Regions from separate parts of the Homo sapiens genome. Here region 2 is linked to region 1. The links are chromatin loops, found by intact Hi-C in ENCODE. Cell type or tissue: HCT116. All regions are shown on one strand. Links, peaks and the distances in the headings refer to the core of each region. The heading gives the core; the rest is flanking DNA. Region 1 overlaps FBXW7 (F-box and WD repeat domain containing 7). Region 2 overlaps TMEM154 (transmembrane protein 154).

The links. A loop is a pair of places that touch in the nucleus more often than their neighbours do. Peaks named below come from ENCODE experiments on the same cell type or tissue, not always from the same donor. Only the 100,000 strongest peaks of a DNase experiment are listed, where the experiment ranks them.
Region 2: it touches region 1 in a loop (7-fold over the local background); 92 of 110 quality-filtered maps call a loop at or near these places.

What each region holds. Positions count from the first base shown.
Region 1 is chr4:152,497,413-152,505,755 of GRCh38, forward strand. All of the region lies in intron 2 of FBXW7 (F-box and WD repeat domain containing 7), which reads right to left. Among named protein-coding and RNA genes, the nearest start is that of MIR3140, 12 kb to the left of the region's middle. In HCT116, for the core only: a CTCF peak has its summit at 3,588 (motif pointing right); a DNase peak (open chromatin) is centred at 3,609.
Region 2 is chr4:152,635,454-152,643,796 of GRCh38, forward strand. It overlaps TMEM154 (transmembrane protein 154), which reads right to left. Exons shown (of 7, transcript NM_152680.3): 5 at 7,635-7,720; 6 at 5,475-5,532. Among named protein-coding and RNA genes, the nearest start is that of TMEM154, 40 kb to the right of the region's middle. RefSeq lists an enhancer at 7,761-7,830. In HCT116, for the core only: a CTCF peak has its summit at 5,024 (motif pointing left); a DNase peak (open chromatin) is centred at 5,088.

The sequences.
Region 1 (8,343 bases), core at 253-8,252:
AATATCCAGATTATAAAAAGAATCACCACAAATCAATTTAAGGTTCAATACCCAATAGGAAAAAAATCAGCAAAGAACATAAAAGATTCACAGAATAGGAAACTAGAATGATCAAAAACTATGCAAAGACATTCAACTTTACTATAAATCAAAGTAATGAAAATGAAAATCATCAAACTCCATTTCTCATCTTTCAAATAGGCAAAAAAATCATAGCTAGATAAAATTAAATGTTGATAAAAAAAAGTGTGGAAACATGTTAATGGGTATAAAATGGTAGCTCCACTTTGGACTGGACTCGGCAATACTTGATAAAGTGGCACCTGAACCCTGTGATTCAGCAATTCTACTTTCAGGTATCTATCCTAGATAAAATTACAGTAAGTACCTATGTACGAGCATTACAATATTATTTGCCAAAAGGTAGAACTGCATTATCTCTATAAAACTTAGCATTATTCAACCTGGAAAACTAAACAGTAGTTACAATGAATGAACTAAATCTACACATGTCAATATGAACACATCTAGAAAAAAACACAGGTCATCTTTTGTGTAAATGTTTTATGTGTACAAAAACAGCAGGGAAATAATCGTAAGGACTTTAGGATAATGAGTACCTCCAAAGAAGGGAGAAAAGTATGGGGAGGGAAGAACTTTAAAAGGAAATCAAACGAGGCAAAAGGTTAATATCTGCTTGACCCTGAGGTTAGATACACAGGTGTTTGTTATACTACTTTCTGTCCTTTCTTTGTATCTTTGATTTCATAATTTACACAAATTTTAAGAGACTGCAAATAGTAAGCTTAGTGAAAAGAAATTGCAGAGGGCACAATGGAAGGAACTAGGAAGCATGAGAGAAATAGAAGGCTTTTGTCAAGGCAAAAAAAAACTCATAAAACATTAAGAAGACAGTAATTCAGAAGATATGATCACCTACTAACGAAAACTACTGAGAGGCAAGTCTCAGACTCCTTGAGGAAGATGGAAATTGGGCCTCATGGCCAGACTATGCATCTAACTAGTTTATTATCTCAGCTCATTCAGCCTGGCATCACTGTGATTCTCAGCAACTCTCATCACTATATATTATGAGGGTGACTGTGCTGAACCTTGAATCTAATAGGTGCAAGACATTCTGTTGGACAATGCAAGCGATATAAAGAGGCATAGTACTAGTTTTCAGGGAGCTTATCATTTAGTGCGGAAGCTAAGATGCATACAGAAAAACAAAACAAAACAAAAAAACACCTTGCACTTAATGTCTAAACAAGTGCTACTGGAATTCAGAGGAAGAAAAAAATCCATCAGGCTGCTGGGATGGTATAAGAAAGGTTTCATAACAATAGTGGAGCTCAAGCCAAGTAGCAAAGAAGAAAAAGCAATTCAAAAGGTACAAAAATTGGCATTCCTGGTAAGAAAAAATGACAGCAAAGGATTGCAGAGCTCTAGGAAGGGAAAAAATAGAGTATAAGTGCTTGACAATTTTTAGATCTCAATTAGAAAAATAAAATATTTTGACGATAAATAAAATCTTTAAAGTTAGACGATCAATCAGGGCTCTAAGCTATAAACAGAATCTATTTGAGGTGGTTTCAAGAGAAAATAAATTTATTAATATATTAGGGGATTCCAAGAATTATCAGAGAACTGAAGAATCCACTTGGAGATATGATGCCAGGAAAAATACCTAAGTCTCCCCACCAAATTGTTCCCATCCTTCAGCCCTAGTACCATGAAAGCTGAGCCTAGGACAACAAGGCTCACTAGTATCTCTGTCACTGCTACCTCTAAACAGCTCAATATCTTGTCACTCAACATGCACATTAGAAAGCAATTCCAGGCAAGAGCTGTTACCCTGCATTTCTCTGACCCTGAATTCATGTCTTACACAGATGCATCTGATCAATAAAGCCTAGGTCATATGCTTGTGCCCTAGCTGCAAGGAATACTAGGAAATTGAGTTCTGACTCTATAAAACATGAACATGCAAATTTATCCAACATTGAGAGGCTATTTGAAATGAGAAACCACAAATACAGATCAAGTCTATGCTTCCAATCAAGATCCTCAAACCTGACAGATTATAACTAAGCCTTGTACAAACAAGACTCTCTCTGTTCCTCATATGGAGGTAAGAACCAGAGACTTATCAGTTATTGCACACAGCTCCAATATCAGAATCTCTCGGTGATATCCCCCTCCTTCCTGTTTTCTCATATAACCCATGAAGTAAACTGCAAAAAGGGGGCAGCCTCCTGAGCAGCCAGGACCACAGGCTCACGCAGCCATGCCCAAAACACAAAAGTTAACTTTTGTGTTTTTTGTAGAGACAGGGTTTCACCATGTTGCCCAGGCTGGCCAACTCACTCTTATGGTAGTTCAAGTAAGGCCTTCTCCTATGAGACCTAAAATTTTTTGCTCATACAGATAAAGTAGGATCTTAATAGGCTTCCTCTCTATTTTAGACGTAGGGATCCATGATCATTTAGTCACAGCCAAAAAGAATTCAAGTCAGTGCATCTCTGATCATCATGCCTGTCAAGCTACCTTATGAAAATGATGCCTGGACCTTACCTAGAATCTGGCCACACCCCCTGAAGTAAAAAAGACAATTTCAATGAAAGTATCTCCTCCAGCCTACAGACAAAAGCAATTGAATTACTTTTCATATATGCTGGCACTGCCCTCAAAGTATTTCTCATTAGGTTGGTGAATGAAGTGTCTTCCAGACCTCTTAGTAGAGAATACTGGAGAGGGAATAGGGGAGGTAAGTGAATGGTCACAGTGATAAATCCACTCCATCAGTTCTATTTCCTTTAATCTTTTGACTTCTTCCTCTATATTATGCTATGAGTTTTTAGGCATTCAACTTCATTTAGTATAAGTCAATGCTGAGACCAAAGGAGCAAACAATTAGAACCACTCCTGGCTACTTGAACGAGAACAATGAATTCAGAATCTCTGATAACTGCACCATACCAATACATTCAGCCAAATGCAAAAGCATGTTTCTTTCTCTCTCACATCATCATCATCACCCATTTCTGTACATATTCCTGAAGGTTTTGCTGCTTTGTCAGCAAAAAAAAAAAAAAAAAAAAAAAACTTTAAAAAAATTACATATAATCCTTTTCTTCCCATTGTGACTGCAAAGGTGCAGCATGATATAGTCTGACTCCAGTTACAGGTATGGAAACATGAGTATCGTGGGAAGGGGTATGAGGAAACTAGCTTCCCCATGGATGGTAACTGTCTTAAGCAAGGTTGTTAACACAGGGAAGGATGGCTTCTGCTAGCAGGAGAGACTCAGAGTTTGGAGACTTGAAGTACTATGTGTCCGCAATTCCCCATATACAGAAATGTATTCAAAAGATTATTAGCAGCCAAAAATATCACATGTACAATTTAAAAAGTGGGTATTTATAAATTGCAATTCTGTTTCCTCATATTTTCTTAAAATTAAGCAACATAAGATTTCTTCTATTTGGTTTTGTTACCATGCATTTGATTAATATTAATTATCACAACTTCACACTAAGATCAGGCAGCATTATGGTACTCAAATTTAAGAGCAATTGAATTTGTGCCTCTAGAGGGCAGCATTTCTCACAGGATAGACAAGTCCGACTTAAAGTCACTGTGGAAGAAGCTTAAGACATGCAGGAAGACAAGCTTTAGCAAGTTTCTTTCTTGTAAGATATCTCAAAGCCTTTGATATATTAATGTGCATGGTAAAATATTCAATAGGCCATTATTATGGTACACAGTGTTTCTTCAAACTTAATTACAGAACTCTTTCAAGGACCATCTCTAGTGACTAGCAGAATGCACTTTGGAAACCATCTAAATAGGCAAATTCTCTCAAGACAAGTTCCACTTCCTTCTTTATTCATGAACTTATGCTTCATAGGATTTTTAAAACAAGTTTTCAGACATCTCCTTATATTCTCATATCATGAGATCAAGACAGAATGAAATAAACATCAGCAATAACATTCATTTACTTCTGTAGAAATCAAAAACATGGAGAACTTATTGCCTAACTTGCTCAAAGGATAAAAGCAAAGTAATAAAGAAAAAAAGGTTGGTGCTTTAATAACTAGTCAAGATATGGCCACTACTGGTTTTAAAACCACAGAGGAGTTGAAGTACTTAATTTTAGAAATTGTATATTCATCCAAATTCAGGATATTAAATATCTGAGCTCCACTGAAAATCTTTCCACAATCCATGTCAACTGAAATTGAGCTTGCTAATCTAAAGTTTGTTGTAAACCTGATGAGATCTCGATAGGTCTCTACAGATGAACATTCTTTTTTTTATTTGTGAAAGAGCTATTAAACAAAATTACTCTCTTTTTTTGGTTTTTCACCCAAATGATGAAACAGTCTTTAGAATATAGATACTTTTCCACTCTCCAACTACTCTAGTAACATACAGGCAAGCTATGATTTCAAATATGTATATCCAAATGCTTTTCTGATTAAATCCTTTTATCCATGAAAAATGTTTGAAATTTTTTCATGCCTATAAGAGATGCCACAAAGAAAATGCAAGTAGTTCTAAGTAGCTCTTTCTAGGGTGCTTGATTCAGAAGTCCCCTTGGTACTGTTCCTATGACATCAGCCTGATCAAAAATGACTGTAATCTCTAGTCCCAAGTAACCAAAATACTTTAATCACATACATAACCAACTCTCAAAAGGTTTAATTTCTAATATATTAGCTATTAGCCACATGTGACTACTAAGCACTTGAAATGTGGCTAGTGTTACCAGGGAATTGAGTTTTTAGCTTTATTTAGTTGTACTTAATTTAAATTTAAAAGCTGAAGCTGTGTAAAATGTCCTTCTACTAAAGAAAGTTTTATTCTTTTGGCAGTACTACATTTCACTGTGACCACTGTACTGCATATTATACTCCACATCTCAGGATACAGTGAGTCATTTCTAGTATTACACATAAAAATACTGATCTAGTCAGTAAAAATTAACTAATTTACAGTTAGAATGAGTATTTTTCTACTCATCAATCTAACACCGTACTGCGTTTACTTAAATACGTTTTTCACAAATAACACAAGTTGCAGTGATGCCTATGTAAATCACAACTGGTAACTCAATCGCAATACTTTTTATTTTTTTTAATTTTAATATTTTGAATATAATTAATTTTCTTACTTTAAAAATGAATGGACAAGAGGAGGACACATTTTTAAAAGTAAAAAGAAGGCATTACAGCAATACACAATCAAGTAGAGATACAGAAGCTAATGCTACCACCAGAACAGTAAAGTAAAAAGAAACTGGAAGAAGGTATGCTAGAAATTTTCTAATGAATGACAATTACAATTAGCTGTGACAGAGCAAAATTAAAAGCTATTTCTTGGGTTTTAAAGTTTTACAAGTAAAGTAGACAATATTAGGAGACATTTTCAACAAATACACAGTGAATTTTATAAGAACTTTCTGCTCTACAATCAGAAGAAAAGCAACAAAATTAGCCAAACAATGTCAGAAGTAAATGTACAACAAACGTGTTTAAAAGCTTTTTAACAAATCTGGGCTTGTAACTCTGGTCAGCTATAAACTGGCTTAAATTCTTGCGCCAAAAGAAAGAAAATCACATTTACATAAAGAGATGGTAAAGAAATTATTTCAATTATAGAAATTTTGTTAGAAAATTATGAGGAATACTAAAATAGATACTTTACAACACGTGGAAGATATTCAATTAAGACACCATCCATCATATGGAAGACCTTTCTAATAATACGAAAAATCAACAGATTCAAAATGTGAAAAATTACTATTTCCCTTTAGCTTTAGATGAGCCATGTGATATAAGAGACACTACCTTATTAAATTTTTTTTTTTGAGACAGTCTCGCTCTGTTGCCCTGGCTGGAGTGCAGTGGCGCAATCTCGGCTCACTGCAACCTCCACCTCCCAGGTTCAAGTGATTCTCCTGCCTCAGCCTCCAAGTAGCTGGCATTACAGATGCACACCACCACGCCCGGCTAATTTTTTGCATTTTTTAGTAGAGATGGGGTTTTGTCATGTTGGCCAGGCTGGTCTCGATCTCCTGGCCTCAAGAGATCCACTTGCCTTGGCCTCCCAAAGTGCTGGAATTACAGGCATGAGCCACCGTGCCCGGCCCCAATTAAATCTTTTAGGTGAAATTTATTTGAAAGAACTTCTAAACTTAAGAAAAAGTTGTCACTATGTAGCTGTAAAAAAAAAAAAAAAATCAAGAGTGGCATAGATATTTTTTAATCCTTTACCTCTGTCAAAGAATTTCAGCTAGGTATTAAACAATTAGTTTCTATCACAACAGACAGCTCCAGCTATGTTAGGAATTTTAAAAGCAAAAATTGATGTTTCTCCTATTCCTTTATTCCACTGTATGATACACATTGAAAATATCTGTGTTCAGCTTTCTGAAACAGACTATGAAAAGCCCTATGTAAAGAGTTGAATTGTTCAGTATGTACATGCCAAAAATATGAATCCTAGCCAGTTCATGGAAATGTTAAAAAAATAAAAAACAATACATTTAAAACATCTGTGTTCTTTGCTCACTGGGTATAGTGGAATAACTTCACAAAGATCTACTCTAATGTCAACTCTGATTTTAGAAAGAGATGCTTTTCACTATTAAGTAATAAAAGACAAAAATGGCAGTATTCTTTTGTTTCCTCACTTACATCTCAATGCCTATGAACAAGCTTAACTTGAAGCACCAAAGAAAGGTAGAGTTTATTTATGACCAGGCTAACACAAGAAAAAGTAAAATAAAAAGAAACTGGAAGAAGGTATGCCAGAAATTTTATAAGAACTTTCTTATAAATTTACATTGAAATTTAAAGTTTTCATAACACAAACCAATAAAAAAGATTTTACACTTTGTTCTAACATAAATCAACATATATAAATTTTAATTGACAGTGTTTTGCAAAGTGGCTGCAAAAATTACAAAAAAATCATTGAAAAACACTTTATTTAATATAGATTTGCCTAACATCCAATCTCCTTTTGAATATAATGTCAGTAATACGGAGTTGACACAAGAGTTCATGAATTTGCTTAACTTCAGTAGCTCAATTTTGAAATGGATACAGTTTTGCTTCAAAGTCTACTACATTCTACTAAAAAACATGAACCAGTTTTACCAATTTAGATGCAAATATTACAGAAAAATTATTTTTTGGTACTTAATTCAGGTAGCGAAATACTTAAGTGTGTCTGAAACGATTTAGATATGTGAATCTACTTTTCCAACCATAAACTTTATGAAATCTAAAGGAAGATCAATTACTTCCGGTAAAAAGTTAGTGTTGAAATTGAGATATAAAATATCTACCAGATTTCAAAAACTTGGTACAAAGAGAATCTAAAATAACAATTTTTTTTATAAATTATGTTGAAATGGTAATATCATGGCTCCATCAGGCTAAATATCTTAAAATTAATTCAACTGCTTTTTACATTAATAAGGGTATTGCAATTTTTAAAATAACATGTGTGGCTCAAATTATACAGTCACGCATCGCCTCATGACAAAGATACATTCAGAGAAATGTGTCAGGCAATTTCTTCTTTGTGTGAATATTACACAGTGCTTTTACACAAATCTCCATGGTATAAACTATTGCTCCCAGGTTACAAACCTGTACAGCATGTTACTGTACTGAATACTGTATGCAACTGTAGCACAATGATATTAACACATCTAAATATATAAAAGGTATATTAAAAATAAGGTATATAAAATGTAAAACGGTGCATCTGTATCATAAATTAAGCTAGCAGGACTGGAAGGTGCTCTAGATGAGTCAGTTGGGGTGGATGCATATGAAGGCCTAGGACATTATTGTATACTACCATACACTTTATAAACAGTGTGCACTTAGGCTGTACTAAGTTTATTTTAAAATTTTTTCTTTCTTCCGTAATAACCTCAGCTTACTATAACGTTTTTACTTTATGAACGTTTTAATTTTTTGCCTGTTTTGTAATAACACTTAGCTTAAAACACATAGTAAAGCTATATAAAAATATTTTCTTTCCTTATATCCTTATTTTATAAGCCTTTTTCCTGTTTTAAAAAAAATTTTTTTAACTTTCAAAACTGTTTTAAGACACAAATATACACAATAACCCAAGCCTACACAGGATTAGGATCATCAATATCACTGTCTTCCATCTCCACATAATGTCCCACTGGAAGGTCTTCAGAGGCAATCACACACATGGAACTGTAATCTCCTACAACAACAGTGCTGCCTTCTGGAACACCTCCTGAAGGGCCTTCTTGAGGCTGTTTTGCAATTTTTTTTTTTT
Region 2 (8,343 bases), core at 151-8,150, 140 kb after region 1:
CAAATTATTTTATTTTTAACTGGTTGTTTTGACATGATGTAGACAGTGTCAGGCACATATTAAGTGCTCAATAAATGTCTTTTGAAAACCTACATCAAAAATTATACTTTCTCAAAAAATGACAAAGAGAAGGGATGAAACAGGAAGAAATCCACAAAATTCTCTATTAAACTAACCTAAATTTTTCCTGAAAAATAGTGAAGCAACTCCTTTTTATAATGACATCGAGCTCAGAAACATAAACTATAGAATAAACAGTAGAATTATTATAAGAACAGATATACTGTCACTCTCTCTTAGTTAATTTCTTAGGCACTAGCATATAGAAAATGTGATGTAAATGTCTTACTATTGCTGTAATTATTACTGTATTTTCAAAATTATAAATCCACTTGAGCAGAACCACATCTAATTCTTTCCCTAATCTTTCCCTATGTTGCTGCTTAATGTAAAATCATCCCTGTGGTCAAGAGATATAAGAGGAAAGAAGACAGGCATTTGGCTAATATTTGCGATTCCTTGTCTGTGGTTATTCATCTGAGATTGCAGAGACAGAAACACGAAGCTTTCAGGAAACCGTCTAACTACAAATGCCTCCAGAAGAAGGAAGAGGCTGGCTAGATTGGAAGAGTCATGATAAAAGGGACTTTTTCTTGTTTGCACCACTATCTAGTGGCATTTGGGAGGGTGTTGTGAGTGTGGGGTTAGGCAATAAGGGAGTGTGTTTTCTACACAGAAGTTAAAACAATAATAAAACCAACCAAAAGGATCTGTTTTCTGTCGTTACCATGTGTTGGCAATGCTTAACCAGATCAGGGATGAAATTCTCTTCAACTTGAGGGCAGACCCCTCCTAGCACCCTCCTCCCACTGACACTTTGCCCCTGGGCAGTGCCAGGCACATAGCAGGTATGAATCACGGAAAAGATGCTAAGATGGAAAATAAGAATATGAAACACTCCCCTCCCCCATGATTCCTTTGTTGCTTTTCCTATTGATTTCTTTCAAACATGAAAACCATAGTGTCCACTTCTCATAGTATTTTGTACATCTCTGGTCCTTATTAAAATCCTGTGCTGTCTTTCGGATTCCATAGCTCAGGAAGAATATCCATTCAATGAGGACAGAGGAAAGTAATGAACAAGACTGGCCAATGAGACAAGGATAAAGTTCTGAAAGGCCTGAGATTACAGACCCTAACAAGACAAGCTTGAAGAGTTGAAGTCTTTGCACACAATGTGGTATATTCAGTGTAGGATGGTTATCAGATTGACTCCCTTTTCCCAGAAGCATGGTGGTCGTAGGTTCTATGGACTTAATAGATAACAGAGGTTCTATGTCAGGCATGTCTTTCTAGCATCAAGGAAAGTGGAACCCTGTAAATGAATTCCAGAAGGCTTTGTTTATCAGGAGAAAGGAGAAGTGTGTCTTCCACTAAATTCAATTTTTAATGACTGTTACATACTTTCTGAAGCATTAAATTCACCTGTATACTACTTCAATGACAGAGGAAGAATCATGCACAAGGTAAAAGCCAATGGAAAACTTTGGGTGATAATGGTGTGTCAATGTAGGTTGATTGATTGTGATAAATGTAGAACTCTGATGGGGGACGTTGATAATGGGGGAGGCTGTGCATGTGTGAGGGCAGAGGGTATATGGGAACTCTGTATTTTCTGCTCAATTTTGCTGTAAACCTAAAACTGCCCTAAAAATAATCTTTTAAAATCCCAGTGTGGGAGGGGGAAGAACAATTGCCACTGCATAAGAATAATTAGTTTCACTTGCGTGGTGCTTTAAAACTTAGCTACTGCCGGGTGCGGTGTCTCACGCCTGTAATCCCAGCGCTTTGGGAGGCTGAGGTGGATGGATCACCTGAGGTCAGGAGTTCAAGGCCAGCCTGACCAATGTGGTGAAACCCCATTTCTATTAAAAATACAAAATTAGCCAGGCGTGGTGGTGGGTACCTGTAATCCCAGCTACTTGGGAGGCTGAGGCAGGAGAACTGCTTGAACCCAGGAGGCAGAGGCTGCAGTTAGCCAAGATTGCACCATTGCACTCCAGCATGGGCAACAAGAATGAAACTCAGTCTCGAAAAAAAAAAATTAAGATAAAAATAAAACCTAGCTAGGTGGTTTCATTCTCTTATATCATCCTGTGAAACTAGAAGGACAGATGTTCTTATTTCCATTTTTCAAGATGAAGAAATTAAAACTCAGAGAGCTAAAGTGACTTGTTTTAGTCTAAAGAACAAACAAGCATTCAAATTAGGTCTTAAAATGAGTCTTCTAAGTCCAATGACCCACAAATGCACTTTCCACCTGTATCTATAACAATTCACAAGCTTTTAGAGAAAAAAGAAATCTTATTTTTGTCCCAGGGTAGATACTCAAAGTAAACATTTTATGGATTATCAATTTAATTAAAACATTAGGATAGGAAAAAGAAATGTACATAAAATTATGACAGAAAAGAAAGATTATCCAAATTATAAGGTGTTACTATCCTTTTAAAAACTTCAGACTGGGCGAGGCACAGTGGCTCACTCCTGTCATCCCAACACTTTGGGAGGCCAAGGCAGCAGAAGGATTGCTTGAGCCCAAAAGTTTGAAAGCAGCCTGAGCAACATAAGGAGACCCTGTCACCACAATAAAGTAAAATAAAATTAGCCAGGCATGGTGGACAAACCTGTGGTCCCAACTACTCTGGAGGCTAAGTTGGGAGAATCATTTAGGCCCAGGAGGTTGAGGCTACAGTGAGCTGGGATCACACCACTGCACTCCAGCCTAGACAACAGAATGAGAGTCTGTCTCTACACAAAACAACAAAACACCAAAAAACTCCAGAGTGATAAGTGGACTATTCTGAAATCACCAACATTAATGGGCCTATGCCAGTAATTAAGGAGAACTGAAAGTCTCATAGTAGATCAAACAAATTCCTGATTTCCCAGGATTGGTAGGTCCAGAAAGAAACCACCAGGGAACACAGGGACAAAAATAATGCTTCGCCCACCAGTATTGATGTGTCTGGGTCTTAGGATACAGGCTTAGGATAAAGGAAGTGAATTTTTTTTTAATCCAGTGAGCTGGGTCTTAGTATAAAGGCAGTGAGTTTCTGTACATCAGTCCTAACTTCCTAATAATTATACTAGCAATAACCAGTGCTTATTGAGAACTTACTTTGTTCTGGGCTTTGTTCTAAATCCAATGTACTTTTCTTAGATTTTTTAATGAATAAAAAATTAACTTTGCAATATCATAATAACCTTTGAAGTAATCAGAAAGTGCCTAGTGGTACAAAGATCTGGGACTTGCCATTCTTGGTTCTCGAATGCTGGTGCTGGCATTACGAGAGGGCATAAAGTGAAGGCCTGACAGCCATCCTGTGAATGCCACACAGCTCTGGACCCACAGTGGAATGTAGACCTTCCCTTTTAAAACAATCATTTAACTATGTGAAGGCTCTAGCTCATTTTCTCATTATTTCAAAAATCTGACTTTTTTTTTTTGAAACAGAATTTCTTTCACTCTTGTTGCCTAGGCTGGAGTGCAATGGTGTGATCAGTGCTCACTGCAATCTCCGCCTTCCCAGTTGAAGGGATTCTCCTGCTTCAGCCTCCCAAGTAGCTGGGATTACAGGTGCCCGCCACAACGCCTGGCTAATTTTTGTATTTTTAGTAGAGATGGAGTTTTACCATGTGGGCCAGGCTGGTCTCGAACTCCTGGCCTCAGGTGATCTGCCTGCCTCAGCCTCCCAAAGTGTTGGAATTACAGGCATGAGCCACATTGCCTGGCCAAAAATCTGATTTTTAAGAAGATTTCACTGCCATACAATTCTGTAATGTTAAGCTTCTTCCATGTTGCCAACAATTTCAAAGAGCAAAAGGCAGGAATGTAAAAACCACTGAGGGTAGTTTTTAGCATCATTGAGGTTGCTCATCAGTGATAGAGTAATAAGATACTTAAGATATTTATGGAGTTTTAGTAGTGATCTGAGCCCTATACCAGACATATATAGTTACATATTTCCAGGTAAGATCAAAACATGGGGAAAATATTCCTTTGTAATATTCCCCCTGGCATTGTTGTTTTCTTCCACCTGCTTGTTAATCAATCTCTCTCTCTCTCTCTCTCCCCCTCTCTCTCCCTCTCTCTCTCCCCATTTCTTTTAGAGACAGGGTCTTGCTCTTGCTTGTTGCCCAGGCTGGAATGCAGTGGTACAATCATAGCTCACTACAATCCTGAAATCCTGGGCTCAAGCAATCCTCTCACATCAGCCTCTCAAGTAACTAGGACTACAGGCAAGCGCCACCAAGCATGACCTGGAATCTCTTTTAAATAGGATAGAATCCTTCCTGAACTGGCAATAATCTTAACATGAAAATGCCTAGGGTGGTGATATTGACCTAAATCTACAATAGGTATAGACTTTGGCATCAGAGCTGAGGTTTGTCTGAGTAAGACTGTGGTGGTGTGATGTGAGGAGAGATTTGGGATGGTGAATTCTTAAGTGAGGTTTAGGGGGGAGACGCAGGAAAAGGGTCCGAAGATAAACATCTGACTGCCCCCAACCATTGCCTAATAATCAGTATTCCCTCGCGATGCTCAGGCTTCAGGGGTTGCCTGGTGACAAGTGACTGACTGGCACCAGACTTCTGGTGAACATGGAGGGAGAGGATTTATCCTGCCTGAAGGTTTATTCCATTTATTCCAACAGAAGTGTGATATCTCAGGCATAGGCTCAAGTTTTCTTCTCTCCGGGTGTCCATGAGTGTTTGCTGCCAACAACTCAGTACCTCCAAGGTCACAGCAGAGCTCTGCAGAGCCAGTCCCCAACCTTCTGAACCATCCAACCTTTTTCCTTAGAACACTTCCCATGTCCTGACAAAACAGTTCTCTAATCAAAACACCCCAAATGTGGTCATTTCTATCCTCACAAAAGATAATATAATTTAAAATGAGATTGTGGAATGCTAAACTATACACCCAAACCCCAAAGCACTAAAATTTTTCTATCAACCAGAGCCACCTAGTGGTAAAATGGAACATTTTTTAAAAATTCCCATTTATTTTCTCACTCTAGTTTACAGTTACCCACTTTAAGACTGTCGCCTCCATCTGTTTTCCTTACCAAACATCTATTTATCCAAGGTAAACAAACCTACAGTTTGTCATAATTGGAAAGCTTTATGACTAAAACAGAAGCTGAAGCAACAGTGTCTCTTTAGAAGGGCAAGAAAATGTCAATACTCATTTATTTCTAAAGATAAAGAGTCCTAGGATATTTACTTTGTGGCCTTCTATTTTCTGTAACACACTTCCTCTTCTCCACACTATGCACATATCCAGCCGCGTAAATGATCTCATACGAATTATAGGCACGGAGGAGGTAAGCAAAAAGTGTTCCACCCTGGTTCCCAATCCCCCCGCCCCCCGCCATATACATGTAATCTGTGGTAGAAATGAGAAGTACCTTGGGTTGTGATTTGATTCCTTCTCTTCCTTCAAGGTAGGTAAACATTCAAAGTCGGCTAGGACAGAATAAAAGCAAACTCATTGTTAGTTACTGAAATCGTATTTTCTATCCACAAACCTGATACAGTTAAATACCATAGTTCTCTGATCTGCGTGGTTACTTGCACAAAAATGGCCTCACCAAGGAGTGATAGTGATGAAAAGATTAATGATGTCAAGGCTCTTGAAATGGAAAAAGCACTAATAACACAGATGCAAAACTTCAACATGCCTCTGACACTGGAAAGGACACAATTCATCACTGCTTGGTTATTCTGTCCCTGCAGCACCCCAGTGCTCCAAAAGCTAGAATCTGCATGTCTCAGGATAGACAGTGGAATAAGATGGCTTCGCCTGAGGTTCCAACGTGTCTGCAGAATGATTTCCATCAGATTGCACGGTAGGAAAGAATTGGGTAAAGTGGGAAAACAGCTGATCTTCCTATGGTCATGAGTTCTTTTCTATTACACCACTCGTTATTTTTAAGGGCAAAAAAATTCTTTGATTCTATCACCTATGTGTCAAAATAACTCAGCTTTAGTTGTCAAATAGAAATGCCTTTTCCAGTTTTCTGGTTTTAGTGAGTATGACAGAATCATGATTTTATATTTCACAAAATCTCTGGCACAAAACGTAATACAACAACATAGCAAGAAGAGATTGCCTTTCTGTGGTGAATTTTTTTCTTCTACCTTTTTTTTTTTTTTTTTTGCATTTTCCAAATTCTACTATGTATGCATATTACTTTTAGCAACTGAAAAACAACAAAACGAGACTCCTGAAGGACTATCTCAATGACCCGCCCCATCCTCAAATAGAATGGCTTTACAGAGTCCTTCTTTCCTCAATATGAAAAACTGTTAGAAATTGTACAAGTTAGCTGAGTGGCTCTTTTTTGAAATCACACCTTGATAAGCCTCTGGTAGCAATAATTCTTTTTTTTTTTTTTTTTTTTTTTTTTTTTTTTTTGTTGAGATGGAGTCTCGCTCTGTCACCCAGGCTGGAGTGCAGTGGCACAATCTCGGCTCACTGCAACCTCCGCCTCCTGGGTTCAAGCTATTCTCCTGCCTCAGCCTCCCTAGTAGCTGGGAGTACAGACATGTGCCACACCCAGCTAATTTTGTATTTTCAGTAGAGATGGTGTTTCACCATGTTGGCCAGGCTGGTTTCGAACTCCTGACCTCAGGTTATCCACCCGCCTCGGCCTCCAAAAGTGCTGGGATTATAGGCGTGAGCCACCGTGCCTGGCCTGGTAGTAATAGTTCTTATAACCAGTCTCTGAATTTTCTAACTCTACTGTAGAGTGTTGAATTTGACAGACCCTAGGGTATTTTTTTAAGATAAATGGTAAAAAATACAAATGACATGATAATGCTGGGTTTTATTCATTTAATCTAAGTAGTAAAAATAATTAATTTTTAAAGGGAATTTGAAAAAGAAAAAGCAGCTGTCATCATTTTAAAGTCCCATTATTGATTTACTAAAAAGTAAGGAACATATACTTCCATTACTGCCAGATATCAATTGGAAATTGTTATATGGGGTATGTATATCACCATCTACATGAGCAATGTCCAATAGAGCATTCTAAAGTGATAGAAATATTCTACATTACACTGTCCACTTAGTAGCCATTGGCTACTAAACACTCAATATTTTTTAATTTTAATTTTAATTAATTTAAATTTAAATAGCCACATTTGGTGATTATCTATTACGTTGAACAGCACAGATCTATGGATACTACATTTGATAAAGTTTTATATCCATAGTCAGTTTAAAATTGTAGATCTTTAAATTCTGTAATGTATAAGGTAATGCCAGATGCTAACTTTTTCCAGATCATTTGGCCTCAGAGATTTCCTTTCTTGAATAAAATACCATTTTCTGCTTCAAAAAGACCATTTCAACAACTTGTACAGAAATAAAAACAAGTGGCAACAATTAAGCTGAATATTTAAGTATTGTCAGACCAGGTTTATTATCTGCATGTACCAGATCTAATGTGGGATTGGGTTCTTCTGTCTCACTCCAGGATTTATTGAGATATTTATAAAGCTGTTGCAGCCTTCTGTTACTAGAGAGGAAAGAAAAAAAACAACTTTAGGTTACCACATACCATTTCTATTCATGCTGTTCATCCATTTATCAAGCTCTTCCATTTCAATTTCCATAACAGAGGGTGTATCTTCCTCAAAAATAGGGCTAGAAATAGAGAGCAAAAGACTTGTTAGAAAGAAATGTGAAAGATGCCTAATTTCATTTGGAAAGAGACTAGAATGCTGATCCTGAGGAAGATGAACTTGATTCAGTGCCTTATGCTCTAGGGAAGCCTGGGGGCTTGCCCTATTCCAAACTACCAAACTTTAATAGGAAGAAAGGCTACCACACAAACAAACATACATTTATCACAGGTCCAAAAGTGGGGTGCCCACAGGCCCAACAAGTGGACAAAAAAGGGAACCCAGGAGGCTGACTGCTCCCCTGAAGGTGCAAAGTCAAGTCTGCAAGGCTCCCAGGGTGAGGCCCTTCCGGGGAGTTGCCATATGAAGCATTTTAGCCTTGCTTAATTTCACTTCCTGTTCCTTGGGGTTTTTTGATCAGTGCCCCAGGTCAAGAGGCCACTGTCAACAGGCTACAGTTATCACCTGTCCCTTCAATTCCCAGGCCTTTCTCTCTTGGAGAAATGGAGCAGTTGCTTTCAGAAATTCACCGCCCTCACTTGCAGAAGCTCAAAGTGCACAGTCAGGGGACAGAGTCCGTGGTTAGTGGAGATGGGGTTGGGGAAGGATGGACCACCAGCTCTGAAAGCAGCGTAGGCGGTACAC